Regions from separate parts of the Homo sapiens genome. Here region 1 is linked to region 2. The links are chromatin loops, found by intact Hi-C in ENCODE. Cell type or tissue: mammary epithelial cell. All regions are shown on one strand. Links, peaks and the distances in the headings refer to the core of each region. The heading gives the core; the rest is flanking DNA. Region 1 has its middle 58 kb from the start of NRAD1. Region 2 has its middle 31 kb from the start of LACC1.

Region 1 (17,675 bases), core at 4,736-12,735, 55 kb after region 2:
GTTTTTTTAAGGATAAAATAAATCCTGGACGGGAATAGTTTAGTGATACACTGCTCACATGTCATTCTTAGTGAATTGTGCAGCCTTATTTGAAATAACTACTTCATTAACCTCCATTATTATGAATAAAGATGTATTTAGCATTGATAGTGGATAGTCTGCTAAAGCTAGATGTAGATGCTGTTATAATCAATATTACATAGCCAGAAAAAGTGCCAGATAGGAAGAAAATGTGGGAAAGTATGTTTCAGAGTAACAAATGAATAGGGGCAGATATAAAATTCTCTAAGGAGACTTCAGAAATTTTGAGATTTTTTTCAGAGTATCCAAATACATGGAGCATTTAAAGGTGAAGAATGTGGACAGTAGCTGAATGAAAAATATTTCAGACATGTGAGGCTGTATGCAGGAGTTTTGAGGGAGAATAGAGAATAAAGAATTTATGCTTAATTGGAAGCAATTTTGAAGACATATGAAGAGTGTTGAGTGAGATGGGGAAGACTACACACCCAAAAATGTCTTCAGTGTTGTATATATAGTGAGCTTTTTAGTGAATGGCAGCTGAAGTTGTGGCAGAAAAACTGAAAAGGTGTTATAGAATTTAGAGTTTGGAACTGATGTGATGCTTATAAAGCCATGACCCATGTGGTCCAGTCCTGAAGTAGTGTCACATTTACAAAAACACAGCACAAATAATCAACTCAAGCTTTAACATGGTTCCCAAAAATGTTTGAGGAGGTTTAAGTATGTGACCCACTGCATTTGTTACTTAAGTCATTTTCCTTTCTAATCTACAGCACCCAGCTCCCAGATTGTTATATGTCCAGATCTATAGACTAGTCTTTATGAAGCAAGTTGTCTAATAAATGAGAATAGAACCTGTTTTCAGGGATATTATTAGTATCTTTTGTGAGAGAGGCATTGGTATCATATGTTCAAGTAGATTCTACATTATAGAAGACTTTCTGCTAGATATCATTTTCTTTGCATTAACCAATTATAAGGGAAAGGTAAGTCACTTATACCTTTTATCCATCATGTAAATACTGGAGAATTCTATCAGTTGCCATGGTGTATCTTTTGTCTTTGTGATAGAACCTTTACTGGCATGATTAAAGATGTTACAGAAAAAGCTATGATCTTTGAATTATTATCTTCCTGGAGAAGAGACTAACTAGAGGCTTAAAGAAGAAAAGTGCTTTTTTTTTTTTTTTTTTGAGACGGAGTCTTGCTCTGTCACTCAGGCTGGAGGTGCAGTGGCACAATCTCGGCTTACTGCAAGCTCCACCTCCCGGGTTCACACCATTCTCCTGCCTCAGCCTCCCGAGTAGCTGGGACTACAGGTGCCCGCCACCATGCACAGCTAATTTTTTGTATTTTTAGTAGAAACAGGGTTTCACTGTGCTAGCCTGGATAGTCTCGATCTCCTGACTCTGTGATCCGCCCGCCTCGGATTAGCAGTCCCAAAGTGCTGGGATTAGAAGCGTGAGAAAAAGTGCTTTTTAAAGGAGCAACAGGTCCTTGTTGTGTATGCCCATGTGAACACCAATCCTATGGGAGAAAATTAGCATGTTGTACTTTTTAGCAATAAGGTGCCTACTATTGCTAATGAAATGATCAAGATCTGTACTAAAAGCGTATGATTGGAAAAAGCCTGCAAAAAATAGTACATTTGAAACAAACCAATTAATTGAATTTAGCCTAAGCTAATTTTATCATTAATGAATGACAATTTTGAGAAATATTCAAATTTGTTCATCACAACAGACTAAAGGACAGATTCATTTCTTTTTTTAAAAATTTTTTTATACTTTAAATTCTGGGATATATATGCAGAACGTGCAGGTTTGTTACATAGGCATACACGTGCCTTGGTGGGTTTGCTGCATCCATCAACCCCTCATCTACATTAGGTATTTCTCCTAATGCTATCCCTCCCCTAGCCTCCTACCCCCTGAAAGGCCCCAGTGTGTGATGTTCCCCTCCCTGTGTCCATGTGTTCTCATTGTTCAACTCCCACTTATGAGTGAGAACATATGGTGTTTGGTTTTCTGTTCCTGTGTTAGTCTGCTGAGAATAATGGTTTGCAGCTTCATCCAAGTCCCTGCAAAGGACATGAACTCATCTTTTTTATGGTTGCATAGTATTCCACGGTGTATATGTGCCACATTTTCTTTATGCAGTCTATCATTGATGGACATTTGGGTTGGTTCCAAGTCTTTGCTATTGTGAATAGTGCCACAATAAACATATGTGTGCATGTGTCTTTATAGCAGCATGATTTATAATCCTTTGTGTATATACCCAGTAATGGGATTGCTGGGTCAAATGGTATTTCTGGTTCTAGATCCTTGAGAAATCACCACACTATCTTCCACAACAGATGCTGGAGAGGATGTGGAGAAATAGGAATGCTTTTTTACACTGCTGGTGGGAGTGTAAATTAGTTCATTTCATTTTATATTAAAAATATTTTCTCAGGCCAGGCGCGGTGGCTTACACCTGTAATCCCAGCACTTTGGGAGGCCAAGGTGGGTGGATCACGAGGTCAGGAGATCAAGACCATCCTGGCTAACACGGTGAAACCCCCTCTCTACTAAAAATACAAAAACTTAGCCAGGCATGGCGGCACACACCTGTAGTCCCAGCTACTCAGGAGGCTGAGGCAGGAGAATCACTTGAACCTGGGAGGCAGAAGTTGCAGTGAGCTAAGATTGCGCCATTGCACTCCAGCCTGGGTGACAGAGCTAGACTCCATCTAAAAAAAAAAAAAAAAAAAAAAAACCTCAAACCCAATTCCATAAAGTCATTCATGATTAAAGCATAACATTTTGCTGAAAAATTAACATCAAAAATTATCCTTTGTTTTAATTTCTTACCCTTGAGAAATCCCGGAGTAGGTTTATGATGCTTTATCAAATCAGAAGAATGAATATTCATTAAGCACATACGATGTGCCAGGTTTTGCCTTAAGTCCTACAGAGTGAACAAAGAAGATTCCTGGTTTCTTAAAATCTAGTAGAGAAAAAATTTTAAGAACTGAAAGTTAAAATAATATCCTGAGATAAAAGTAATACCTTAAGAAAACAGTGGAAAAGGACATACAAGTCCAATTATTAATACAAGTCAGACATTAAAATTCCTTTGGGAATCAGTAGATCAGCTATTTGGCTAAAGAACAAGGTATGAGAAAATGGTAGGGGGGAAAGTCTGGAAAGATAAATTGGGTTAAAATTATGGGCTTTAGATGCCAGGCTTTAGAACTTGATTTTGTAGGGAACCCTTTGACATTTTTAATTTTAAACTTAAGTGAAGAAGTAGCAAAATCAGAGCAGCACATTGTGGAAATGACACTTTCAGCTGTGTGCAGACTGGACAGAGAAACTACCGAGATGGATGAAAAGGCTACTTTCATTTTTCAGATGGCTTAGGTCACTTTATGGACACCGGATAGACTCCCCCTCCTCCAAAAAATTTAGTTCCTATGTCTAGACTGATGATGTCACACACACACACACAGACACGCACGCATGTGCACACTATTCTCATGATTAGGCTTTCTAGGGAAATCACAGCAAACTCCCAAGAAGTTCCAAAAATGGATTGAGAGAGCAGGGAGAGGTTACTGGCTTGGAGTTTTATGACAATTAGGGCACAGGGCTGGGGTGAGGGGTTCCCTCACATGTGTTGATTTGAACTTCCCATGGGTGCCAAGGGAGGGAGCACCCAGGCTTTTTTATCAGCTTACTAATATATGAGACAAAAGGAGAAGGGGAATTATGTATATTGAAAGCTATCAGCAATCAAACATCAAAAAGGGGGCCAGGCACTTTATTACACAAATGCAGGGTGGTAAGAGTGCTTTCGTGCTAACTCAGGGTGCTACATTAATATTATCAATAAGTTATAAGCCTCTACCTGATAGAACCTGCTCTGTGGGAGGAAGCTCTCTAGCAGAAGGGATTTTCATGAACATGGGGACATATACATTTAATTTACAGGCCCATTGAGGACCTTTGAAATGTCAAAGAGGTAGTCTCTAAGGCTTTGAAATAAATATCCCAGCAACTCTTGACCTTTTGTTCACTGCATTTCCTTTCATAAAAATTCTAATATATTACTTATGTTTGGAAGAAAGCATTTTTTAAAAGATGCAAAGCTAGACGGAGGTTGTTTGCATCTGGGACCAGAGTTGTAATTTTTTTTTTTTTTTTTTTTTTTTTGCTCAATCAACCCATCAGTTTTGTTTTGAGACTCAGCTACATATTCTCAATTTATATGTGTATAGAGAATCATCTAGAGGATTTGTTTAAAATGTCTATCCTTGTCCTCAACCCCAGGGACTCTGGCTAAGAATTCTTAGGCAGTGCTCAGGAATGCGCATTATGACAGGTGTTTCTGATGCAGGAGATTATATGCTTCACTTGAGTAACCTTGCCTCACCATGTACTCAGCACTGCACCAGGTATTGTAAAGGCTGCAGGCAAAGTCTAGCACAATCACAACCAACAAGAAGTTGACGCTTTGCTGTCTCCTTCCCTACTTAACCAATCTTTTAGCTTCTGCACCTACAAAGAGTATGCAAGCAAATATAAAAGCCAAGACTACAGTTCTGTTTAGTTACCACTCAGAATTTAGCAGTGCCTAAATGCTTGCTTCAAGAAAGGGCTTTATATACTTTTTTCTAATTTAAATTTCACAAAGTCAAATTATTAACACATTATAAAGTGCAGAAAATTGAGGCTTGGAAAAATTAAGTGACTTGCTTAAGGAATACAGCCACGAAGTGGGAAAGTCAGGTTTCAAACCCAGTTTCGTCTACATCAAACTTTTGTTTTGTTGTTGTTTTGTTTTGTTTCGTTTTTGAGACGGTGTCTCGCTCTGTCGCCCAGGCTTGAGTGCAGTGGCGTGATATTGGCTCACTGCAAGCTCCACCTCCTGGGTTCACGCCTCCCGAGTAGCTGGGACTACAGGCGACTGCCACCACGCCCAGCTAATTTTTTTGTATTTTTAGTGCAGACGGGGTTTCACCGTGTTAGCCCAGATGGTCTCGATCTCCTGACTTTGTGATTCGCCTGCCTTGGCCTCCCAAAGTGCTGGGATTACAGGCGTGAGCCACTGTGCCCGGCCTAACTTCTGTTATTAACCATGACACTCTGTTTACTGCCAGGAGCCTGGTGTTAGTTTTCTAGTTTCACTCGAGCGATGAATGAGATCCCATGGCACTCAGAACAGGGGGAAAATTAGGCAGTTGCTCACTCAGTTTTGCCGTATATTGACAGTTGAATAACAGATATGCATCTGCTGCCATAAAAGTCTTTGTCTCCCAGGATAGAACTTTCCTTATTGACTGGAATTGCAGTCTTTTCCACAGGCTTCGCTAAGACCTGAGTTTTGTCAGATGCTTCCCTGTAAGCACAATTTGTCTGGTTTAGAATAATAATTTTTGGACCAGGTGCTTTCCAGGGGCTGAGAGAAGCTAGGGTGGCTGGAAGAGACTAAGTGAGGAAAAGGATGACATCCGTTGGGACTAGGGACATATACAGACTCAGATCATACTGGGCTCTGGGAATCATGGTTAGAAATTTGGTTTTGATTCTAAATATGGTGGGAAACAAATGCAATATTTTACAGAAGGGACTTAGTGTTCTGATTTTATATCTTAAAAATAGCCTTTTGGTTGCTATGTGAAGAATGGGTGAAGGGAACATGAGTTGAAATGGGAAGTTGAGTAAGAAGGTTGTTTTACCTTCTGAATACCTTAAGTGCGTAAAAGTTCCTCTTGAAGGAAAAGCTAACAAAAGAAATTTTATGGACTGAATGTTCATGTTCCCCTAAAAGTCATATGTTGAAATCCCAACCTCCAATGTGATGGTATTATTAGATGAGGTCTTTGGGAGGTAAGTAGGTCATGAGGGTAGAAACTTCATGAATGGGGTTAGTGACTTATAAAAGGGACCCCAGAGAGCTCTCTTTCTGTTCTTTGCCGTGTGAAGGTACAATAAAAAGATGATCCTCTGCAGATCAGGAAGTGAGCCCCCAACAAACACTGGATGTGCGGACACCCTGATCTCAAACTTCCTAGTCTCCAGAACTGTGAGAAATAAATGTTTGTCATTTAAGTCACCCAGTCTATGATATATTTATTACAGCAGTCTAAACTGATTAAGACAGCAGGAAAACTGATATTTCTGTCTAGATAAAGTAGGAACTCAGAAAAAAAATTCTAGATGTCCCTCTACCTCCTCTCCAAAGTAAGTCTAGAGAGAAGGCAAGAAGTAGTGGGAGAGACTATCAACACTTGAGCATTTCCTGATTTCCCTTTTTCTTCTTTTTTTATCCTCTAAAATTCTTCCAAATATTTTAAATATTTTAAATTGTTAAATATTTAAATATTTCAAAGTTAATTTCAGCAGTGTTGACTCTGAAAGCCTACATATCAGGCAGGTGTTTAAGATGATGAGACCTCTGTAGGAGATGATATATGGAAATGTCTTCCTAGGAGAGTTGAAGAAAACTCTTTTTTTTTTTGAGACAGAGTCTCACTGTGTCGCCCAGGCTGGAGTGCAGTGGCATGATCTTGGCTCACTGCAACCTCTGCCTTTGCCTCCTGGGTTCAAGCGATTCTCCTGCCTCAGCCTCCTGAGTAGCTGGGACTACAGGTGCCTGCCACCATCACACCCGGCTAATTTTTTGTATTTTTAGTAGAGATGGGGTTTTGCCATGTTGGCCAAGCTGGTCTTGAACTCCTGACCTCAGGTGATTTGCCCGCCTCGGCAAATCTCGCATTCGGTAATCCCAAAATGCTGGGATTACAGGCGTGAGCCACTGCGCCCAGCCAAAAATCTTTTTCTTGATGGTGGATAAGAAGCCAGCTTTGCATCCCTCCCCACCCCCACCATGGCCCCCTTTCCCACTCAGCCCCAGAATGCTGGCAAGAACCCATAACCCTCTGGAGGACTCCATCACACAAAGCACCTGTGGAGTGGCTTGAAGGTGGCACCCCCTTGGGCCGAGGGCAGGTTTCTACTTGTCTGAGATAACGTGACTCAAGCTGCTTTGAGACCAGGACAGAATGCTGGTTTCACGGATGCCGTTCTTTTCCACACATATTGCTTAGCACTCCTTTGATTGCAAATGACAGAAACCCAACTTGGATTACCATAATGAAGCAGGGTATTTATTGTGAGGATAGAAACATGCCTCATGGAAACTAAGGTCAGAAAGATGGCTGGGCCTCCAGAACAATGGGAATTAGGTTCTTGAAAATCCTCTCTAACTCCCTGCATTCAGTTTTGATCAGCTTTATCCCATGACAGGAAATGTGGCTGCTGAAATCTCTCAGAGCTTTAGCCACGTAGAAGGGGACAGAATGTCATTCTCTTATTCCAAGTCCAGAACTGCAAGATAAGAAGCTTGTTGGTCTGCTGGAGTTAGGGTCTTCCTCCTGGGAGTCATTTGTGCTGAGGAGGTGGCACTGGGCTCATAGGGTGAACCCTACAGTACCATGGAAGTGGATAAGAGGGGGTAGCTCTCTTAGGAGAGTTGAAGAGAAAATTTTCTTCAGGGGTCTCCAATGACTGATAGAAGGGTACTAGGCAAAAAGTCCCACAGGTGTCAACTACATGAGAGATTTTGTGAAAATTGGTGAAAAGCAGGTTGATTAATTAATGCCCAACCTAAACAACCAAAAAATAAGAAAACATTTAATCCAAGGGGATATCTGAAAATTAAGAGAATCCAGTGAATAATGAACAAAGATTAGTATTATATTTTTCTGTTAACTCTTATTTGGGTAAGCAACTATTTCAGAAGGGATTGGTTCCTTTGCTTTATCTCATTAAATGGGATGCTATTGCCTGCAGACCGCATCTTCCCACAGTGAATAAAATACTTGTTTACATTCATGTAGCAAAGGTCCTCTTAGCCCCTTCCCCACCCTCTGCCCAATGCCTAAGCTGCTGTGTGTGAAGTTTGAGGTAAGCCTGTTGAAGAGTCTTGGGGGCAATGGGGTACAAGTGCCACATGTTAATGAGGACACTCCTGGTTTACTCTGCACAAAGGGTGCATGAGTCAAAATTCTCCACAGAAACAGCCAACAAGATGTGTGTACATTCAGAGACAGAGACAGAGACAGAGATTTATTTTAGGGAGTTAGGTCATGTGATTGCGCAGGCCTGGTAAATCCAAAATATTCAGGATAGGCCAGCTGACTGGAAACTCAGGTAAGAGCTGCAGTTACAGTCTGAAGGCCATCTGCTGGCAGAATCCTATCTCCCTGAAGGATGTCCACCTTTGATCTATTAAGGCCTTCAACTATGAGGCCCACTCACATTATGGAGGGCACTCTGCTTTACTCAAAGTCTACTGACTTAAATGTTCATCTCATCCCAAACACCTTCTCAGGAATATTCAGAAGAACGTTTGAGTATCTGGGCATCGTGGCCCAGCCATATTTACACATAAAAGTAACAACCATCACAAAGGGGAAGTGGCAGAATACCAGGCAAGGCATAGAATGGAACTGGAAAGTAGAAATTCATCAACAGTATCATGCCAGCCTGAGAAGCAGGGCAAGTGGTTCTTCAGACTTCTGGAGTCTGGAAATATTTATAGTTACACTGGAAGAAGGAAAGAAACTGTGAGAGGGAGACAGATGGGGAAGGAAGAACCTCCTAATGGCCGTAGTAGGAACATTTCCCAACATGACGATGGGTTCCCATGGTGGGAAGAGTGACCATGTGGGTATATGTGGAGAAATGACAAAAGCCTGAGAGGCAGGAGTGGCAGTGGTAGGGGAGGTGTCCTCTTCCTGCCTGTGGCACACAGTGGTGTGCATCTCTTACAGCTCCTCCCTGTGGTCTGTTGCAGTCTGCATGTGAAATAGAAGCATGCAGGCTGACTGTGGCCTTTCTGGGCTGTGCGGCATTGGGCCAGGAAAACCTTTGCAATGATTCTCTGAGGCCATGTAACAACATAAACAATGTCAGATAACCTAGGAACGCTCTATTCTCAGGCCCAGATGGACACTTTCAGGGAGGCCAACAATTTAGTACTCTCTCAAACCAATATTTGAATGAGACAATTGTCCAATCTTTTTTGTTATTGTTGTTGGCATGGGAAGGAACTGAATTTCCATGAAAAATTAGATAGGCTGGTTTATTATGTTTGCTATCTTCTTCTCAAAAACAACCATTTGCATAAGGCCAATAGTAAACAATTTGGTGTTAGTTGAGGATTTTTGATAGGGGAATAGATGAGGGATTAAAAAAAGGTGATTTCACATGCATACCTAGAAGACAGTTTCTTATTAAATCTTATGAATAAATGTGTTTCTTCCCTTATGTCTCTCTCGGGAATCTTGGTTGCGTCTCTTTTTTTCTCTCTGGTGCTTGGTCTTTTTGCCTCCTGCCTGCTCTTTCCTGAATATTCACCTCCCTTCCTCCATGTCTGTCTTTCTGCCTTTCTGACAAAGAGCAGTTTCACACCCGTCCAGCTCTATCTCCGTCCGAGTTACAACTGGGGGAATTGGTTTAGTGAATGGGCTGGACTCTAGTGTATAATCCAGAAACAACTTTTTCTTTCCTCACCACTATCTTCAAATGTTGTGGAATCTCCCTTCCCTTCCCCTTTGGTGACACCACAGATTCCCAACAAAGAAGTAAGAAGACTATATTCCAACAGAATGGTGCAAATCTGTCACAATTGAAAAATTACACTGTGAACAGAGAAGCTGTGGGGAGTAATCTGCTAAAAGCCACTCAAAAGTGAGAGAGAAGCGAGGTATGCAAAAGACAAAATTCCTTTTGCAAACTGTGCTGATCTGTAACTCACCAGATGACATACCTGCAAAATTAGGCACTAGCTGCACAGCTCCAGTTTCCACAGCTAGAATTCCAGAGGCATGGGCTTCATTGTTAATGAGGTTGACCTTTACCCAATAAATGAAGGTATTGATCTATGAATGATTTTTGATTTGGGAAAAATAGCTTTAATCATTCATTTGCTTAGATGTATGTTCCCTTCTCTTTATGTAACATCTTACTTCCCCATATCCATAGGTTTCAGGCCTCTTTCTTGGGATTAATGAATAAAGAGCTTGGTGGTGAACACTGATGCCTGCAGCTCTCTGAGCACAGCCCCCTCTCTCTCACTGATGTAGATTTGGAAAGCAGACCAGGCCCTAATCATGACTGCAAGCTGACTGCCTGCATCAGTGGTTCAGGGTGAGAAGTTACAAGAGCCAGCTTTAAAAAGTAGCTAGTTGGCTGAGTGCAGAGGCTCCTGCCTATAATCTCAACACTTTGGGATGCTGAGGCAGGAGGATCGCTTGAGACCAGCCTGGGCAACATAGTGAGACCCCATCTCCACAAAAGCTTTAAAAAATTAACTGGGTGTGGCAGTACGCACCTTGGTCTCAGCTACTTGGGCGGCTAAGGCAGGAGGATTGTTTGAGCCCAGGAGTTCAAGGCTGCAGTGAGCTGTGATCGCACCACCGCACTCTAGCCTAGGCGGCAGAGCAGGACGCTGTCTCAAAGAAACAGTGTCTCATTACATTCCCGCTGTTCCCACTTTTGTTTTGTTTGATTGCTCCTATACTCTCATGACCCACATCAAAGAGAAAAGGCCTTTGCTGGCTCCTGTTTCATGATGCAGAGAGGTCTGGGCTGGGGCACAAATGGATTTTTGTGTAATAATAATACAAGATTCTGAAGATTTAATGAAATAATCTTATTAACTGTAAAGTATTATGTAAATGTCACTCGACTTAATTTTAATTTTCTGAGCTGCTGGCTTACAAGACTTAGGACTATTAATGTAATTGAGTACTTATAATTAGGTAATTGAGGGCATTTAATGACAACTTTAGGTCACTGCTTAGAACTTATCAAAATGTATACTTTAGAAAAAGTGATGATTTTACATCTATGTGTCTGTGTCTTTCCTAAGTATGAGTTGCTTATATGCATGCGTTTATTTGTAGGCATACTGTAATTTCACTCCTGCCATTTGTGAAAACAAAGAGATTTGAAAAGCTTTGCAAAGAAGAAGTTGTAATTGTGAAGTTTTTAAAAGATTGACTGCAAAATGGAAATATATTTTATTTTCCTTTGATTAGGAAAATTTTTAAAAGCTCATAAAAATCTCTAGTAATTGAAGAAGTAAAAAGAAAATGTTAATAATTACCTATAATTCTCTGGCCATTAGTTCTTTTAACATATAAATATATGGAATACTCTACATAATTAAATCACGGACATATTTCTATTTCAATAAACATAAACCTTATACATCATTTTTTATAATTCAGTTTGAAATAATTTCAAATTTAAAGAACACCATATCCCTTTCACGCAGATTTCCCTATATTAATATTTTACCACATTTACTTCTTCATCCTCTCCATTTCTCTCTCTCTCTCTCTCTCTCTGTGTGTGTGTGTACAATCTCCATCACCATTAGTATTTTTCTGAATCATTTTTGACAAAAAGGTACAAACATAGTGCCCCATCATCTTTACATCCTCCTTTGTGTACTTCCCCCCCACCCCCACACAAGGACACTTCCTACATTTCTACCAGTCAACCTTCCCAATTGAGAAATTAACATTGATCTTACACTACCCTCCAATCTACAGACCCCATATAAGTTTCCTCAGCAGTCTCTGTAATGTCTCTTTTCCCTTTCTTTCTTTTTTTTTTTTTTTTTACTGGTCAAGTCTTATTCTTTTTTTTTTTTTTTTTAATACTTTAAGTTTTAGGGTACATGTGCACATTGTGCAGGTTAGTTACATATGTATACATGTGCCATGCTGGTGTGCTGCACCCACTAACACGTCATCTAGCATTAGGTATATCTCCCAATGCTATCCCTCCCCCCTCCCCCCACCCCACCACAGTCCCCAGAGTGTGATATTCCCCTTCCTGTGTCCATGTGATCTCATTGTTCAATTCCCACCTATGAGTGAGAATATGCGGTGTTTGGTTTTTTGTTCTTGTGATAGTTTACTGAGAATGATGGTTTCCAATTTCATCCATGTCCCTACAAAGGACATGAACTCATCATTTTTTATGGCTGCATAGTATTCCATGGTGTATATGTGCCACATTTTCTTAATCCAGTCTATCATTGTTGGACATTTGGGTTGGTTCCAAGTCTTTGCTATTGTGAATAATGCCACAATAAACATATGTGTGCATGTGTCTTTATAGCAGCATGATTTATAGTCATTTGGGTACATACCCAGTAATGGGATGGCTGGGTCAAATGGTATTTCTAGTTCTAGATCCCTGAGGAATCGCCACACTGACTTCCACAATGGTTGAACTAGTTTACAGTCCCACCAACAGTGTAAAAGTGTTCCTATTTCTCCACATCCTCTCCAGCACCTGTTGTTTCCTGACTTTTTAATGATTGCCATTCTAACTGGTGTGAGATGATATCTCATAGTGGTTTTGATTTGCATTTCTCTGACGGCCAGTGATGATGAGCATTTTTTCATGTGTTTTTTGGCTGCATAAATGTCGTCTTTTGAGAAGTGTCTGTTCATGTCCTTCGCCCACTTTTTGATGGGGTTGTTTGTTTTTTTCTTGTAAATTTGTTTGAGTTCATTGTAGATTCTGGATATTAGCCCTTTGTCAGATGAGTAGGTTGCGAAAATTTTCTCCCATGTTGTAGGTTGCCTGTTCACTCTGATGGTAGTTTCTTTTGCTATGCAGAAGCTCTTGAGTTTAATTAGATCCCATTTGTCAATTTTGGCTTTTGTTGCCATTGCTTTTGGTGTTTTGGACATGAAGTCCTTGCCCACGCCTATGTCCTGAATGGTAATGCCTAGGTTTTCTTCTAGGGTTTTTATGGTTTTAGGTCTAACGTTTAAATCTTTAATCCATCTTGAATGGATTTTTGTATAAGGTGTAAGGAAGGGATCCAGTTTCAGCTTTCTACATATGGCTAGCCAGTTTTCCCAGCACCATTTATTAAATAGGGAATCCTTTCCCCATTGCTTGTTTTTCTCAGGTTTGTCAAAGATCAGATAGTTGTAGGTATGCGGCATTATTTGAGGGCTCTGTTCTGTTCCATTGATCTATATCTCTGTTTTGGTACCAGTATCATGCTGTTTTGGTTACTGTAGCCTTGTAGTATAGTTTGAAGTCAGGTAGTGTGATGCCTCCAGCTTTGTTCTTTTGGCTTAGGATTGACTTGGCGATGCGGGCTCTTTTTTGGTTCCATATGAACTTTAAAGTAGTTTTTCCAGATGGAGGTGGCGGGCGGCACGGAGCGGGCGTGCTGAGCCCCGGCCGCCGGCCCGGCATGGGCGTCTCCCGCGGGCCCTCCGCTGGCCGGGGCTAGGGCCGGATGGAGCCGCGGGACGGTAGCCCGGAGGCCCGGAGCAGCGACTGCGAGTCGGCTTCCGCCTCGTCCAGCGGCTCCGAGCGCGACGCCGGTCCCGAGCCGGACAAGGCGCCGCGGCGACTCAACAAGCGGCGCTTCCCGGGGCTGCGGCTCTTCGGGCACAGGAAAGCCATCACCAAGTCTGGCCTCCAGCACCTGGCCCCCCCTCCGCCCACCCCTGGGGCCCGGTGCAGCGAGTCAGAGCGGCAGATCCGGAGTACAGTGGACTGGAGCGAGTCGGCGACATATGGGGAGCACATCTGGTTCGAGACCAACGTGTCCGGGGACTTCTGCTACGTTGGGGAGCAGTACTGTGTAGCCAGGATGCTGCAGAAGTCAGTGTCTCGAAGAAAGTGCGCAGCCTGCAAGATTGTGGTGCACACGCCCTGCATCGAGCAGCTGGAGAAGATAAATTTCCGCTGTAAGCCATCCTTCCGTGAATCAGGCTCCAGGAATGTCCTCGAGCCAACCTTTGTATGGCACCACTGGGTACACAGACGACGCCAGGACGGCAAGTGTCGGCACTGTGGGAAGGGATTCCAGCAGAAGTTCACCTTCCACAGCAAGGAGATTGTGGCCATCAGCTGCTCGTGGTGCAAGCAGGCATACCACAGCAAGGTGTCCTGCTTCGTGCTGCAGCAGATCGAGGAGCCGTGCTCGCTGGGGGTCCACGCAGCCGTGGTCATCCCGCCCACCTGGATCCTCCGCGCCCGGAGGCCCCAGAATACTCTGAAAGCAAGCAAGAAGAAGAAGAGGGCATCCTTCAAGAGGAAGTCCAGCAAGAAAGGGCCTGAGGAGGGCCGCTGGAGACCCTTCATCATCAGGCCCACCCCCTCCCCCCTCATGAAGCCCCTGCTGGTGTTTGTGAACCCCAAGAGTGGGGGCAACCAGGGTGCAAAGATCATCCAGTCTTTCCTCTGGTATCTCAATCCCCGACAAGTCTTCGACCTGAGCCAGGGAGGGCCCAAGGAGGCGCTGGAGATGTACCGCAAAGTGCACAACCTGCGGATCCTGGCGTGCGGGGGCGACGGCACGGTGGGCTGGATCCTCTCCACCCTGGACCAGCTACGCCTGAAGCCGCCACCCCCTGTTGCCATCCTGCCCCTGGGTACTGGCAACGACTTGGCCCGAACCCTCAACTGGGGTGGGGGCTACACAGATGAGCCTGTGTCCAAGATCCTCTCCCACGTGGAGGAGGGGAACGTGGTACAGCTGGACCGCTGGGACCTCCACGCTGAGCCCAACCCCGAGGCAGGGCCTGAGGACCGAGATGAAGGCGCCACCGACCGGTTGCCCCTGGATGTCTTCAACAACTACTTCAGCCTGGGCTTTGACGCCCACGTCACCCTGGAGTTCCACGAGTCTCGAGAGGCCAACCCAGAGAAATTCAACAGCCGCTTTCGGAATAAGATGTTCTACGCCGGGACAGCTTTCTCTGACTTCCTGATGGGCAGCTCCAAGGACCTGGCCAAGCACATCCGAGTGGTGTGTGATGGAATGGACTTGACTCCCAAGATCCAGGACCTGAAACCCCAGTGTGTTGTTTTCCTGAACATCCCCAGGTACTGTGCGGGCACCATGCCCTGCGGCCACCCTGGGGAGCACCACGACTTTGAGCCCCAGCGGCATGACGACGGCTACCTCGAGGTCATTGGCTTCACCATGACGTCATTGGCCGCGCTGCAGGTGGGCGGACACGGCGAGCGGCTGACGCAGTGTCGCGAGGTGGTGCTCACCACATCCAAGGCCATCCCGGTGCAGGTGGATGGCGAGCCCTGCAAGCTTGCAGCCTCACGCATCCGCATTGCCCTGCGCAACCAGGCCACCATGGTGCAGAAGGCCAAGCGGCGGAGCGCCGCCCCCCTGCACAGCGACCAGCAGCCGGTGCCAGAGCAGTTGCGCATCCAGGTGAGACGCGTCAGCATGCACGACTATGAGGCCCTGCACTACGACAAGGAGCAGCTCAAGGAGGCCTCCGTGCCGCTGGGCACTGTGGTGGTCCCAGGAGACAGTGACCTAGAGCTCTGCCGTGCCCACATTGAGAGACTCCAGCAGGAGCCCGATGGTGCTGGAGCCAAGTCCCCGACATGCCAGAAACTGTCCCCCAAGTGGTGCTTCCTGGACGCCACCACTGCCAGCCGCTTCTACAGGATCAACCGAGCCCAGGAGCACCTCAACTATGTGACTGAGATCGCACAGGATGAGATTTATATCCTGGACCCTGAGCTGCTGGGGGCATCGGCCCGGCCTGACCTCCCAACCCCCACTTCCCCTCTCCCCACCTCACCCTGCTCACCCACGCCCCGGTCACTGCAAGGGGATGCTGCACCCCCTCAAGGTGAAGAGCTGATTGAGGCTGCCAAGAGGAACGACTTCTGTAAGCTCCAGGAGCTGCACCGAGCTGGGGGCGACATCATGCACCGAGACAAGCAGAGTCGCACGCTCCTGCACCACGCAGTCAGCACTGGCAGCAAGGATGTGGTCCGCTACCTGCTGGACCACGCTCCCCCAGAGATCCTTGATGCGGTGGAGGAAAACGGGGAGACCTGTTTGCACCAAGCAGCGGCCCTGGGCCAGCGCACCATCTGCCACTACATCGTGGAGGCCGGGGCCAGACCAGCAGGGCGACACTCCCCGGCAGCAGGCTGAGAAGGCTCAGGACACCGAGCTGGCGGCCTACCTGGAGAACCGGCAGCACTACCAGATGATCCAGCGGGAGGACCAGGAGACGGCTGTGTAGCGGGCCGCCCACGGGCAGCAGGAGGGACAATGCGGCCAGGGGATGAGCGCCTTCCTTGCCCACCTCACTGCCACATTCCAGTGGGACGGCCACGGGGGGACCTAGGCCCCAGGGAAAGAGCCCCATGCCGCCCCCTAAGGAGCCGCACAGACCTAGGGCTGGACTCAGGAGCTGGGGGGCCTCACCTGTTCCCCTGAGGACCCCGCCGGACCCGGAGGCTCACAGGGAACAAGACACGGCTGGGTTGGATATGCCTTTGCCGGGGTTCTGGGGCAGGGCGCTCCCTGGCCGCAGCAGATGCCCTCCCAGGAGTGGAGGGGCTGGAGAGGGGAAGGCCTTCGGGAAGAGGCTTCCTGGGCCCCCTGGTCTTCGGCCGGGTCCCCAGCCCCCGCTCCTGCCCCACCCCACCTCCCCCGGGCTTCCTCCCGGAAACTCAGTGCCTGCTGCACTTGCCTGCCCTGCCTTGCTTGGCACCCGCTCCGGCGACCCTCCCCGCTCCTCTGTCATTCCAATTCTGTGAAGAAAGTCATTGGTAGCTTGATGGGGATGGCATTGAATCTGTAAATTACCTTGGGCAGTATGGCCATTTTCACGATATTGATTCTTCCTACCCATGAGCATGGAATGTTCTTCCATTTGTTTGTGTCCTCTTTTATTTCCTTGAGCAGTGGTTTGTAGTTCTCCTTGAAGAGGTCCTTCACATCCCTTGTAAGTTGGATTCCTAGGTATTTTATTCTCTTTGAAGCAATTGTGAATGGGAGTTCACTCATGATTTGGCTCTCTGTTTGTCTGTTGTTGGTGTATAAGAATGCTTGTGATTTTTGTACATTGATTTTGTATCCTGAGACTTTGCTGAAGTTGCTTATCAGCTTAAGGAGATTTTGGGCTGAGACGATGGGGTTTTCTAGATAAACAATCATGTCGTCTGCAAACAGGGACAATTTGACTTCCTCTTTTCCTAATTGAATACCCTTTATTTCCTTCTCCTGCCTGATTGCCCTGGCCAGAACTTCCAACACTATGTTGAACAGGAGCGGTGAGAGAGGGCATCCCTGTCTTGTGCCAGTTTTCAAAGGGAATGCTTCCAGTTTTTGCCCATTCAGTATGATATTGGCTGTGGGTTTGTCACAGATAGCTCTTATTATTTTGAAATACGTCCCATCAATACCTAATTTATTGAGAGTTTTTAGCATGAAGGGTTGTTGAATTTTGTCAAAGGCTTTTTCTGCATCTATTGAGATAATCATGTGGTTTTTGTCTTTGGCTCTGTTTATATGCTGGATTACATTTATTGATTTGTGTATATTGAACCAGCCTTGCATCCCAGGGATGAAGCCCACTTGATCATGGTGGATAAGCTTTTTGATGTGCTGCTGGATTCGGTTTGCCAGTATTTTATTGAGGATTTTTGCATCAATGTTCATCAAGGATATTGGTCTAAAATTCTCTTTTTTGGTTGTGTCTCTGCCCGGCTTTGGTATCAGAATGATGCTGGCCTCATAAAATGAGTTAGGGAGGATTCCCTCTTTTTCTATTGATTGGA
Region 2 (12,642 bases), core at 1-8,000:
TAAGAAACAGTGATAGGCTAATTTATTAACTTGTAAGTATGGTGAGGTCAAGAAATCTCATACCCAACAATGGAGAACACATTAGTTAGCAGATTTCCTATCCAGAAGTGTTCACATGTGGATGTGTAAACTTCTTGGAGAAGATGATGTATAAACGTAGCAAAAAATAAAGTTTCAGACAAGTAGTTTTTCTTAGACTTTCAATGTTATTTCAGTTCCGTAAATTGTATTATTCCTTTTTAGGAAACACAAATATAATTGGACTTATCTACAGAATACCAGGACTCCCTAGGAAGTCTCTACATAAATATGGTCTCAATATTCATTTAAATGACCCAAATTCCATCCATTGTCTGCGTGTATTTCCACTCTAGTAAACCTTTAGTAGCTTTCAGATAAAGGGAAATCCAAGATTATTATGCCAAAAGTGTAATTCTCTTAGACTTCATGCCAGAGTTCTTAGCATCCAAGGCAGTCAAGATTACCATATCCAAGGTATATACTACCAATATGACTTAGTATTGTTGATCATATGACTGAGGCAGTGTTTGCCAAATTTTTCCACTGTCTAGTCTCTGCTATGACATCCCTCTTCCTTCCTTACTAGAAGTTGAGTATCTCTGATTCATCTTATTGGAAATTCACTGACATTAGTTTTATTAATATTAATAAGAAGTTAGTATCTATAGTGTTGGTAAGCACACATAATATTTTTCTCCCATTGCCAAAAGCCTCTGGTAATATTTATCAGAATACTTTGAAAATGTGTATTAAAGTCTAGTCTAGAATTTTGAATGAGTGGTGTAATTCAGTTTGGGATTACATAGGATCTATGGCCTTCACTGAATGCAAGCAAAGCTTTAACACTAGCATCATAGTCAAAACCTCTTTGTCCTCTTCGTTCGCAAATGCTTTGTGCATCACACAGATATATCCACTGGGTGGCAGTATGTACTCAAGAATATTTACTGTTTCTAGTTGCCTCAATCTAACGGAATTTAAAGATGTCAAACTTTTTTTATCTGGAAAATAGCCATTGTAGTGAATCTTAAGAAACAGTATTGTCTGAATGCAAGCTCCTCCCTAGAGATGATTATGGAGATTATAATAATGTTAATATTATATACTTCCTACCATTTACTCTCAATCATATTCTTTCTTCTGCCAACAATACTCTTAGCATGAGAACTGGTAAATACCTATTATCCTACCTCTTATTTCTGTAACCTATCTCTTAGTTCTAAGGAACTTGCCTGGTGATAGACTTTTCCCTTTCTCCATTTTGTTTCTTAAATATCATACCCTCTCCACAGTGAAATCAAGAGATAGACCTTTAAGCTTCTGTATAGTACCATATGTACCCCTTTAGTTCTGCACTACCTCCTAGACAAATAGAGCAGATTCTAGATATTCACATAGTCTTGCAAAGTCATATGGTTCTCTTTCACTTAAATTAATTCTGTCTGAAATGCAGAATGGCACCAATTAACTTGCTCTACGTAAGATTGTCTTCAATGAAGAGAGGGAAAACCTTCCAAGAAATTAAATTGTGTAATCAGGTAGGACTACAACTATGAGAAGAAATCACAAAAATAAACATATTTTAAAAACTGAAAATAAAATACTAACTTAGTTGTGTTAGATGGTGAAATTATGAAAGCTTTTGTTTCCTTTTTCTGCATTTGTGTAGTTTTTCCTATATTTTCTTTAATGAACTATACTTTTTTCAAATAAAAAATATATAACTGCTCTTAAGCCATCTTTTATCTTCCTCCTGCCTCAAAGGAAAGATTCTTGCTTTTAAAATATCCTATCTAGTTTTCTGCTATCTAATTTTCCAAAAGATATTTAGTAATAGTTTGACGTTTCCTTGCATCTCCGAACATGGCACTAGTTTCTGATGAGTGTGATGGGAGATTTGACCCATTTTTTAAAATAAACTTTTTACAGAGAGTTGCACAGATAGTGCAGAGTTCCCATACACCCAACACTCAGTTTCATTTATTAGAAACATCTTACATTAGTTTGGTACATTTGTTGTGATTAATGACCCAATATTGATACATTATTATTAACTAAATTCCATACTTTATTCAGATTTCCTTTGTTTTCACCTAGTGTTCTTTTTCTGTTCTAGGATCCCATCCAGGATAATTTATTACAATTTATTTGTCATATCTCCTTAGATTCTTCTTGGCTATCACAGTTTCTCAGACTTTATTTTTCATGACCTTGGCAGCTTTGAGGAGCACTGGCCAGGTATTTTGTATTAACAGAATGTCCTTCAATTGGGATTTGTCTGATGTTTCTCTCATGATTAGGGTGAAGATATGGATTTGGGGGAGGAAGACCACAGAGGTAACGTGCTATTCTCATTACCTCACATGGAGGGTATGTGCTACCAACCTGACTTAGCATTTGTTGATAGTCTGACTGAGGCAGTGTTTGCCAGGTTTTTCTATCACAAGGTTACTCTTTCATTGGCCTTCCCATACTACACTCTATAGCAGTGTGTGCAGAGCCCACACTTAAAGAGTGGAGGGTTGTGTTTCACACTGTGACGGTGGAGTATCTACATCAATTATTACAAATTCTTCTATACCTGAGATTTGTCTACTCTCTCCCATTATTCAATCATTTATTTAAGTTAGTATGAACTCATGGATATTTATTATATACTTTAGATTATAATCTAATATTATTTTATTTGTTTTTCTTAAATTGGCCATTGGTGCTTTTTCAGTTGGGTTCCTGTGTCCCTTTGACGTACTCCCACTATTGTGGGGTGTGATTTTAGCACGCTGCTACTTGCTGGCACTACTAGTACTTCCGAATCATCTTATATAGCCCCTCCCTGGTCCCTAAATTGGATAATGCTTTTTAACTCTCATCATAAAGATCAGTATTGAAAAGGACACACTGAGTGTCTATTGCATAAAGACCTTGTATTAGGAATACGACTTTTTAAAAAGCCTCCTTTTGGATAGATCTTTTGCTTTAGCTGAGAAAATTAGACAAATACATACAATAGCATAATCCCATTTATTAAACATAATATTAGCCTAAAAAGAAAAAAATCCACATAGCAGTGTGTACTCACCCTTCAAACCCCACCTGTGAGTATGGCCTGGATACTCATAGGAAGGGGTCAAATGTGCTGTGTAGGAGGGGATTCGGAGGCTGGACAAAATAGGAGGAATGTCATCTAGAAAGCTATCATTAGAAACATCTGGCTAAAGAGAAACAATGATGACATAATCAGAAGAGAACTTAGAACCAGCAAGTTTCCTCCAGCTGTGAGTTCAAATTCAACTGCCAGAAGTGTACATATCACTCCTGACAGACCCTCTGATGTTGTGACTCTTCAAGGACTTTTGAACTCAGCTAATAATTTTTCAAATAAAAATCCCAATATACATATATAACAAAAAAGATATGTAAAAATTTCTTACAGTTATATTTGAGTTTTTGTTGAGTTTGTGCTATATATAACATATTGTTATATATATATAATTTATATATAAAAAACTCAAATACTATAACTGTAAGAAATTTTTACATATCATTTTTTTTAGATAAATAAACTAAAACCCCAATATAAAGTCAGGAATGGTAGAGCTGGGAGAGAGGTCTGTGACCTCCTGGGAATCACTCGACAGTTAGTGTGAAACTAGATGCCAACTGTCTTGACCTTTGGATCAGAGCTTTTTTCATCACAGAGCTTTGCTTCATTGAATAATTTATTTACACATTCCACTCATCCATTTATTCTACAAAAAAAATTTAATAGCTCCTTCATGCCTGACACAGTGCTCAAGTTTGTAAGTACAAATTTTGAGAGTTTGCACTATTGTAAAGAATTGAATAACAAAATTAGATAAACTGCCACCAGGTGGCATAAATCCTCATACTGGCAAGGACGTTTGTAGGTAATTTGTAGTAACTATTCAGTTTTTCCTCTTAGACTTTTTTTTTCTTTTTCAAATTCAGATGGTGAGAACTGGTCTGAATGTACAATTCAGTCTTACTGTTTTCCATCAAGGTGTCACCAATCTTCCAGTCTCCCAGGCAGAAGTTTTTGAGGTATGTTTTGGTTTCATCTTCTACTTATTGAGTCACAGCTTATTCAGATTGGCTACTTTCCTCATCTTTAGCTCCTTTATAAAAACCTTCAATTTAGCAGTGTCAGGGAAAAAAAAAACTACCTTGGGTTGTTCTTAGCCTACTGCAAGTTCACTGCTGCCTCTGCTCCTGCTGTTCCATTTCCCTGAAATTCCTTCTTCTAAACTCTTTCATCATTGACTCACCAATGTTCAACAAATATTTGAGTGGTTGTTATGGTGATGCTGATATATGAAATGCCAAACTATATACTTTCCTCACATGCCAGCATCTGCTATGTCCCTCCCTGCCCTTCTGACAGTAGAGAAGTTCTAGTAGGTTAAATGCGTATACGATCAAATAATTGCTATATTAGGGGCATTTACCAGCCATCGTGGTGACCAAAGTATCAGCTTTGCAGAGGTGATCAAGAAATAAATTGGTCCTTGGTTTAGATATAGAGGTAAGTCAACTAGTTTAAATGGATACAGGGTCAAATATTGTCCTACACAGTGAGATAAAATGCATTGGCACTTCAAGTCTGACAATTTTAGACTCTGAAATTTTAGATGGGAAGAAGGTATGATGCATATAGGCAAGTGGCCAAAGTTGATTTTAAAAAGAAAGGCTGAAACCAGATTAAAAGGGCCCTTGAAGGACATGCAAAGAAGTTAGGACTTTATCTTTTAGGCATTAGAACCATTACAAGATACAGAAAGGGGATGATGTGAACAGATTTGCATTTTAGATCCTCTCTGGCTGGATGTGGCATGGATTGGAGAGAGGTGAGACCAGATATGTGCAACCAGCTGGGAAATAACCCTAGAGTCTGGGTGGGTGGGGATGTTAAGGCCTGAACCAAGTAAAATCTGTGCTGAAGGAGAGGCAGGGATGGATCTGAGACAGTCAACAGAATTTGGTGAGGAATCAAATATGGGAATAAGGAGAAAGTACTTTGTGACTGCCAGGTTCCTGGCTTAGGTCACTGAGTGAGGAGTGATGCCTTTAACTAGGCATAAAAGGATACAGGAGGCTGAGCAGCTTTTAGGGGGTGGTGGTGGTAGTGGTGGTGGTGGTGAATGTTTTGAGTTTACTTTGAGATGACTGTATGATTATTTGCACTAATCAATTTCATACATTAATATGTAGGTTAGAATGAAAGGTCTCAGTAAAGAAAACTTTCTTACTACCATTCATTCATCAATCGATTTGTCAGCCAAAAGTGCCTCCTTTATGTCTTATAAGGAGTTAGGTGCAATGGGTATTATGAACCTTACATCCCAAATTTTCCAAAGTGGTTTTATTTTTCTACAGTTTTTATTTTTGACAAATGCCATTCATTCAATATTTACTTAATATGACTAAATTTTTATGTCTTGTAAGACTTTTCTTACAAGTTAATAAATCACTAAAATGTTTACAGTATGAATTCTGCAAGTAAGGTATTTGTAGCCTAATCCAGAAGAACTCCATACTCACTAGAGAACCATTTAGTGGTAAACTGCAATGTTGTAAGGTTTCCGGGGCATCCAGAAAGTGGCTCTCATTTTGGGTAGGAGGAATTAGGAAGGGCTGCACCAAGAAGCTAGAACTGCAGCAAGGATCTGAAGATAGAACAATAGCTGCAAAGTCAGACAGTGGGTGAAGAAAGCAGCATCAGGAAAAACATCTGGTTCGAATGACTTTGGTGCGTTCAAGGGAGATTGAAGACCTTGGCCTCTCTTGATTAGCCTTTTGGCTCAGTCACAGAGGGTGACTAAATTCATCTGAGGGGGGTTGTATAATTCCTATTACTACTTTCTTTTTTTTTTTTTTTTTTGAGACGGAGTCTCGCTGTCGCCCAGGTTGGAGTGCAGTGGCGCGATCTCGGCTCACTGCAGGCTCCGCCCCTCGGGGTTCACGCCATTCTCCTGCCTCAGCCGCCCTAGTAGCTGGGACTACAGGCACCCGCCACCTTGCCCGGCTAATTTTTTGTATTTTTTTTTAGTAGAGACGGGGTTTCACCGTGTTAGCCAGGATGGTCTCGATCTCCTGACCTTGTGATCCGCCCGCCTCGGCCTCCCACTACTTTCTTATATGTATCTTCAATTTGGGATCAACTTTGTGATGATTTGTCTAAGGTATAATGAAAATTTTTACTTCTGTGGTTTCCAGATTCTGTTTTTTCATTCCCTTCCTGGCATTTTTCAATTTGCATCTCATTTTGATTTTCAGCTTTTCTGACCTTAGTCATAAAAGCTTTTGATAAATTTTAGTATTACATAATCACCCTTGTTTCTCCTTTTAGTAACATCCCCATTTGCCTGTGAGGTCCACATGTAGCCTTTTGAGGTAATACAATTGAAACTTTTATTACAATTAACTGTGAATAATAAGATAAAATATATCCTCAAGAGCTGTAAATGAAATAAACACTTGGTACTGAAAATCTATAATGTAATAAGGATATATAATAGTGCCTCCTGCACATTCGATAAATGTAGTAGACATTCAAGAAACATTTTCAATGGATGAATTTTACACAATAACCTAAAGAAGACTGCATCTTCTTTGTTAAAAAAGTTTGTTCTGCCAAAGCAAGAAATACAGCAGGAGGCTCAGGGCATAATCTGCCAGGCCCGGTGCTTCTGCAAATGATTTCCTCTGGTTTTGTCCTCAGTCAAGGCAAGCTCTGGCTTCCTGGTGCTCTGAGGTGAGATGAGGGTCAGGGACCTGGTGTGTCAACTCCCTTCTCTCCAAGCGGCCCTAGTTCAGGGATCTGTATGAAATGCATCAAAACATCAGTCCAAGTGGCTGACATCCACTTCAGCTATTTGTTTGCAAATAGGAGTTCTAAATGCTTTGAAAACAGTTTGTTCTTTAAAGTTGGTAAGCATTCCTTTTATAATTTGTCTACACTCTTTTTGAACAAGCTACTAATATTACTGATAAAATAAAATGAAAATTCAACTAGCCTTACTTTGATGGTTGGTCATAAGTTCAAAATAATCAAAGTCCAAATTAATGAGATTTTATTATCTATGTATACAAGTTTACCTATATAGGCTTACATGTATGTGAATTAAGAATCATAGCAATTTAGCACTGGAAGGAAACATAAAAAAGAATTCTTTCTAAACCCTACATTTTGCAAATGAAGAGATATGTAACTAGTAAATTGTTCTTTTTCTTGCACCCAAGAGACTAGTTCTATATTTAAACACAATCCATAAATAGCCTCCTTTACAGATATAATTTGCTGTGATTTCACGGCTCTGCTGAGCACATTACATGTTACGTAATGCTTTTACTTCTATTAGCTGTGTCTTAGCATCTCCTATAAATCTGCAGCCTCTTTGAAGGTAGAGATTATATTTATTTTTGCATTCCCCAGAGAACCTGCCCCAGCCCTATCCCCACAGCTGATTCTGGATTGAGCATCCAGCATCTGCAGGTGGCCATGAGCCTATGCGGAAATCAAGGAACCAGGCTCTGGGTTCCTGTGGGTCGCCTGTGGGCTAGGCAAATTTTCTTCTGCTTCAGAACATCTGATAGTTTCTCTGGATTGCCTTGTTTGTATTTGGAGTCCTGTTGTCTCTATTCTTCACCTGATAGTTATGAAGCTGTGCCCCTATGCTGAGGCCCACCCATCCCATTGTTTTCCCCATCCCAACCTCAACTGTCTTAAACTAGACTGGATTTGCCATTCCCTTATTTGGGCACAAATTAGAATTGCTGCCACTTCTCCACCCTCTCACCATTGTGCCCTTCACCTCCGCGTGCTGTGTGGTAAATAACCCAGGCAGCCTGCAGTGATCCCACTCTTAGAGCTAAAGCTATTGCTTGCTTTGCACTGTTACATAACATAAATGAGTGCTCAATGATTTGAAAGAATAAATTTGGACATTAATGATTCACTTAACAAATACTTATTGAATACCTAATATATACCATACCACCATCACCTTATTCTCTGTGCTGGGATATAGCAGAGAATAAAACCAAGTCCCCGCCCTCATGGGATTACATTCTAGTCAGGGAGGTACACAATAAGCAAATAAACAAATAGACATATAATATAAAGTCACTGCTAAAAAGTAAGTGCTGTCACAAAATGTAAGGGAAGGGAATAGAAAATGACAGGAGGGAGTGCTATTTTAGACAGGATAATCAGGAAAGGCCTGGACATACTGACATATTGGAATCATCTGAACATAGATGGTATTTAAAGGATAGAGTAAGTGAGATCATCTGAAGAATAACGTGGTTAGTGAAGAGATGTGTGAGGACTCAGCCTGGGGCACTCCAACAGTTAGAGGTAGGGAAGACAGGGAGGGTTCAGGAAGGAAGGAAGGTTGAGGAGGAACAGCCAGAGAGGGAGAAGGGCAAGCAGGATAGAGCAGTGCTTTGGAAGCTGAATTGAGAAAGTATTTCAAAAAGGAGGACAATTGGCTACAACCAAGATTGACATTTGGATTGGCAATGTGGAAGTTAATGGAGTTACCGCCATTATAGTAGTAGCTTCACTGAAATGTGGGGGGACTCTGATAGGAATCTTCAAGACAGAACAGGAGACGAAGAAATGGAGAGATGAATGTGCACTGTGTCTTTGAGGTCCACTGCTACAAAAGGAACAAGAAAAGAGGCAGTATCTACAAAGAGCTGTGAAACCAAAAGAGGCTTTCGTTGTTATTGTTGTTGTTCTTTTTTAAGATGGGAGAAATCACAGTATTTTTATGTGCAAAAACAAAGATGCAGGAAATAGGGAAAACTGGTGATACAAAACAGAGAGGGGTTATTGTACAGGCAAGACGCAGTGAGATTCAAAGATAGGACATTTCGAAAGAGGGCAAACTGATAGTCAATGGTAAATTAACCATTTTGGCAAGCATACATTTCATTTTTGGTCTATTTTGCTTTCTCATCAAGTTGTGGTTAATGACATGTATGAAATTTTTATAATAAGAAGAATATGATTGTGCAGAATTTTAGACAGTGGCCCTTCAGTGAAGTCATTGGTATTTTAATCAAAATGATTTGCAGGTTCTAATCCCAAAACAACTTGAAATTTCCAGCCCTTAGTGTATGGTAAATTATCCATCACATTACCGTAATTAGACCCATATAATTAAAACAATAGCAGCTTCTTTTATGTCTCTGTGGCACTTCTGCTAACGGGGCTTTAGTTCTCTCCAGTAAAGCCTCAGAGAAACCCAAATGGGAAAAGTATGACCCTATAAACAGAAAAGACAACCTTTACTATTTGGGTTTTTCTTTTTATAGTACCTCAATTCTGAGTTCCCAGGCATAAATATAGGTAGAAACTGACCTAAAGTCCAATCTACTTTTTAGAAAAATATGTATTCCACAAGATGCAAAATTTAGATAAAATAAATAAGAAACAAGATTTTCAGAACATCAGAGCTATAAAGAAAGATCACCCTCAGTGAGTATAAAACCTTAATTAAGACAGCTATGATAGATTCCTTTTAATGTAAAACCAGTGATTTTTACAGACATTAAAGATCACCTATTTCAACCACTTTATTTTATAGATGAATAAACTCAGTGCCCAAATGGTTAAATAACTAATACAAAGATGCTTAGGTGATTAGTGGCTATATTGGGTGGATTTTAAAATTAATTTTAAAAAACTGAAATAATAATATTTATTGAGTGTTTCCATATACCAGGCACTGTGCTGATCACATTACAGTCATACCCTCATTTAAAATTTACAGCAACTATATGAGGTGGATAATAGGAGATCTCTTCACCAGCTGCCACTGAATTGACTTACTAACTTCACCACTCGTCTCCACTTTCTTCTTCGTCAAACACACGGACTGATGCTGGTACTATGTTAAATGCTTGAGGCTGGTAAATTTATTTGAAAATTTCTTTTCACTTACCCAATCTGCAGTCTGTAGTCATAATCTACGTTGGCATCAGTATCACCTGGGTACTTGTTAAAAATGCAGATTCTCAAACCCCAACCAGACTTACTGGATCAAAAACTGGGGGTGGGGTTTAACAATTTATGTTCTCCATTCAAGAGATTCTGATGCATGCCAAAATAGAACACTACTTGAAAGGCTAATACAGGGGCCAAGCAGAAGCTCCTGGAGCTCCTTCCTCATGCTACCAAAAGAGTAAACCAAAAGCAATACTGCATCCTTGAAGCACCATAGAGATCATTGCCACCACTGAAAACTTAGAAGCTATGTACCTAGAAGCTATGTTTGTTTGGAGAAGTGATTCCTTTCATATTCAGATTTAACATACAAATTTGACTGGATTTTCATGAATGGCAATGGATTATTAAAACTCAACCAATGGTTACTTCAGTTAAGCTGCTGTTTCAGCTGTGGCCTTTTTTATTGAAACAAACTGACACCTCTCTTGGCATCTAACATGTAGTCATTAAATTAGCCCATTTTCCCACTATTCCAAAGAACAATCTTGTCTAAGGCTTATGTCAGCTCTTTGGCTCTGTGTCAAAATTAGGCCCACAAGGACCTTAACTGTCCTAACACCTCACAGAGCATCACATTAGTACACTACATCTGTGACATTTTACTGTTAAGATCTGCATAGCAGGGAGTAACAGATACCCTAGAAACCTTTAAGGCACATGCGTGGCAGTAGCTGGAGGAGAAAATCCATGAACATTTAGGTGCCTACCATGTCAGCGAAGTTTCTAGAGTCAGGTTGTTTTCATCATATTGGATTATTCTGTCCAGAGGCAAACACTGTGCGCCTTTGTGCCCCTACCACTGAGAAAGAGGCACAATGTTTAACAGGTGTCTTTGGATTTTTGAGGCAACATATACTACATTTGGTTGTTCTGCTCTGACTCATTTAGTCACTGACCAAAAATATTTCCAGCCTTGAATGGAGTCCAGAGCAAAAAGAAATCCATGGTTGTACAGACTTTAGTTATAAGAGGCTCTGGCTCTGCAATTTCAGCTTTTCTAAACCAGTGGATCATAGGTTCTTTTTTTTTTTTTTTTTTTTTTGAGACAAGAGTCTTACTCTGTTGCCCAGGCTGGAGTGCAGTCGCGCGATCTCGGCTCACTGCAAGCTCCGCCTCCCAGGTTCACGCCATTCTCCTGCCTCGGCCTCCTGAGTAACCACCACGCCCGGCTAACATTTTGTATTTTTAGCAGAGACGGGGTTTCGCCGTGTTAGCCAGGAAGGTCTCGATCTCCTGACCTCATGATCCGCCCGCCTCGGCCTCCCAAAGTGCTGGGATTACAGGCGTGAGCCACCGCACCCAGCTGGATCATAGGTTCTTTAAGTGTCTGTGGCAGATAAGGAATCTAAATGGAGCCTGCTCCTGCACCAAGTTCAACTAAGAGAATCACGGTGTGAGCCCGTAGGATCTTGGAGCAAGTCTATGACCTCTTTATCAAGTCACTGTTTTCCTTCTGAAAACAGTTTGTGGCTTGCTGCCAGGTCCTGATAGGAGTGAATACCTGACCATAGGTCTACAAATGACCTAAGCTTTCCAATATCAATTGATTGTTTGGATCTAGCTGATCATAAAGTTAAATGTGTCTAGAGATTCTCCATCAGCAAATAAAAATGCTGTATATGACATTGGGCCTGAGCAAAACCCAAAGGCAGTGTTAAGACGTTAATAGGACTTGTTTCCACTCCCATGAATAGAAGGCTGCTCATCACCATTTCTCCCTCAATTTGTACATATGGCCCCATGGGAGTTCCCTATATCATACTGCCTGCAGAGAAAAAAATTTGGTTCTGCCCAAAATGGCACCAGACATTCATAGGTGACATGAGAGGCAGTGGAGAAGGAAAATATTTCCACTAGATTAAACTTCAAATGAACTTGAACTTCTCATGGTGAACTTCACCTAGAAAAAAATACTTTGCTTGAGGAAGTTGCTCTCAGATTATCAATTTTAACCACTATACCATTGGAATCATAAGACATAAATAATAACACATTTATATTAGTAGGTAATCTACTAAGTTCAATGGAAAAATTGACCCAGCTTGAAAGTATAGTCCACTCTGAGAACTTATAGCATAGCAAATGGTGTACATTCTTTAATCAAACACCATCTGTTTTAATAAGCTACACCACAATTATGTTGTCTAGCAAACCACCCAAAACTGTGGTGTAGAGTAATGAGTATTTCTGGCTGACACATCTAAAAGTCAATTGAGGTTTGGCTGACCCAGCTTGGCTTTGGGAGGGCTTGGCACCAAATGTCTCTCATCCTCCTTGGACTACTTGCTGCACAAGACATGCTCTTCTCGTGGTGAAAGGCAGGAGTTCAAGAGAGCAAGCCCGGTTATGCAAGCTCAGTTCAAGCCTCTGCTCAGGTCATGGTCACTAGCATCCTATTAGCCAAAGCAAGGCATATGGGCAAGACTAAATTCCAGGGGTTAGGGAATATACTTTTCTCATCAAAGAGGAGGATAAAGGTGAATATTTGCAGAACAATTCTAATCTACCATACTACCTGAATTTAAAAATGGAATTTTTGTTTTTACAAAAATATTATTCAGTATGTTGTCAAAGGGCTGCACTAG

What was found. Peaks named below come from ENCODE experiments on the same cell type or tissue, not always from the same donor. Only the 100,000 strongest peaks of a DNase experiment are listed, where the experiment ranks them.
Region 1: it touches region 2 in a loop (4-fold over the local background); 4 of 110 quality-filtered maps call a loop at or near these places.

What each region holds. Positions count from the first base shown.
Region 1 is chr13:43,955,068-43,972,742 of GRCh38, forward strand. It overlaps the pseudogene DGKZP1. Among named protein-coding and RNA genes, the nearest start is that of NRAD1, 58 kb to the right of the region's middle. In mammary epithelial cell, for the core only: a CTCF peak has its summit at 8,855; no DNase peak of the experiment used is centred there.
Region 2 is chr13:43,904,694-43,917,335 of GRCh38, forward strand. No RefSeq gene overlaps it. Among named protein-coding and RNA genes, the nearest start is that of LACC1, 31 kb to the left of the region's middle. In mammary epithelial cell, for the core only: CTCF peaks have their summits at 931 (motif pointing right) and 3,914 (motif pointing right); a DNase peak (open chromatin) is centred at 4,308; H3K27ac peaks cover 329 bases.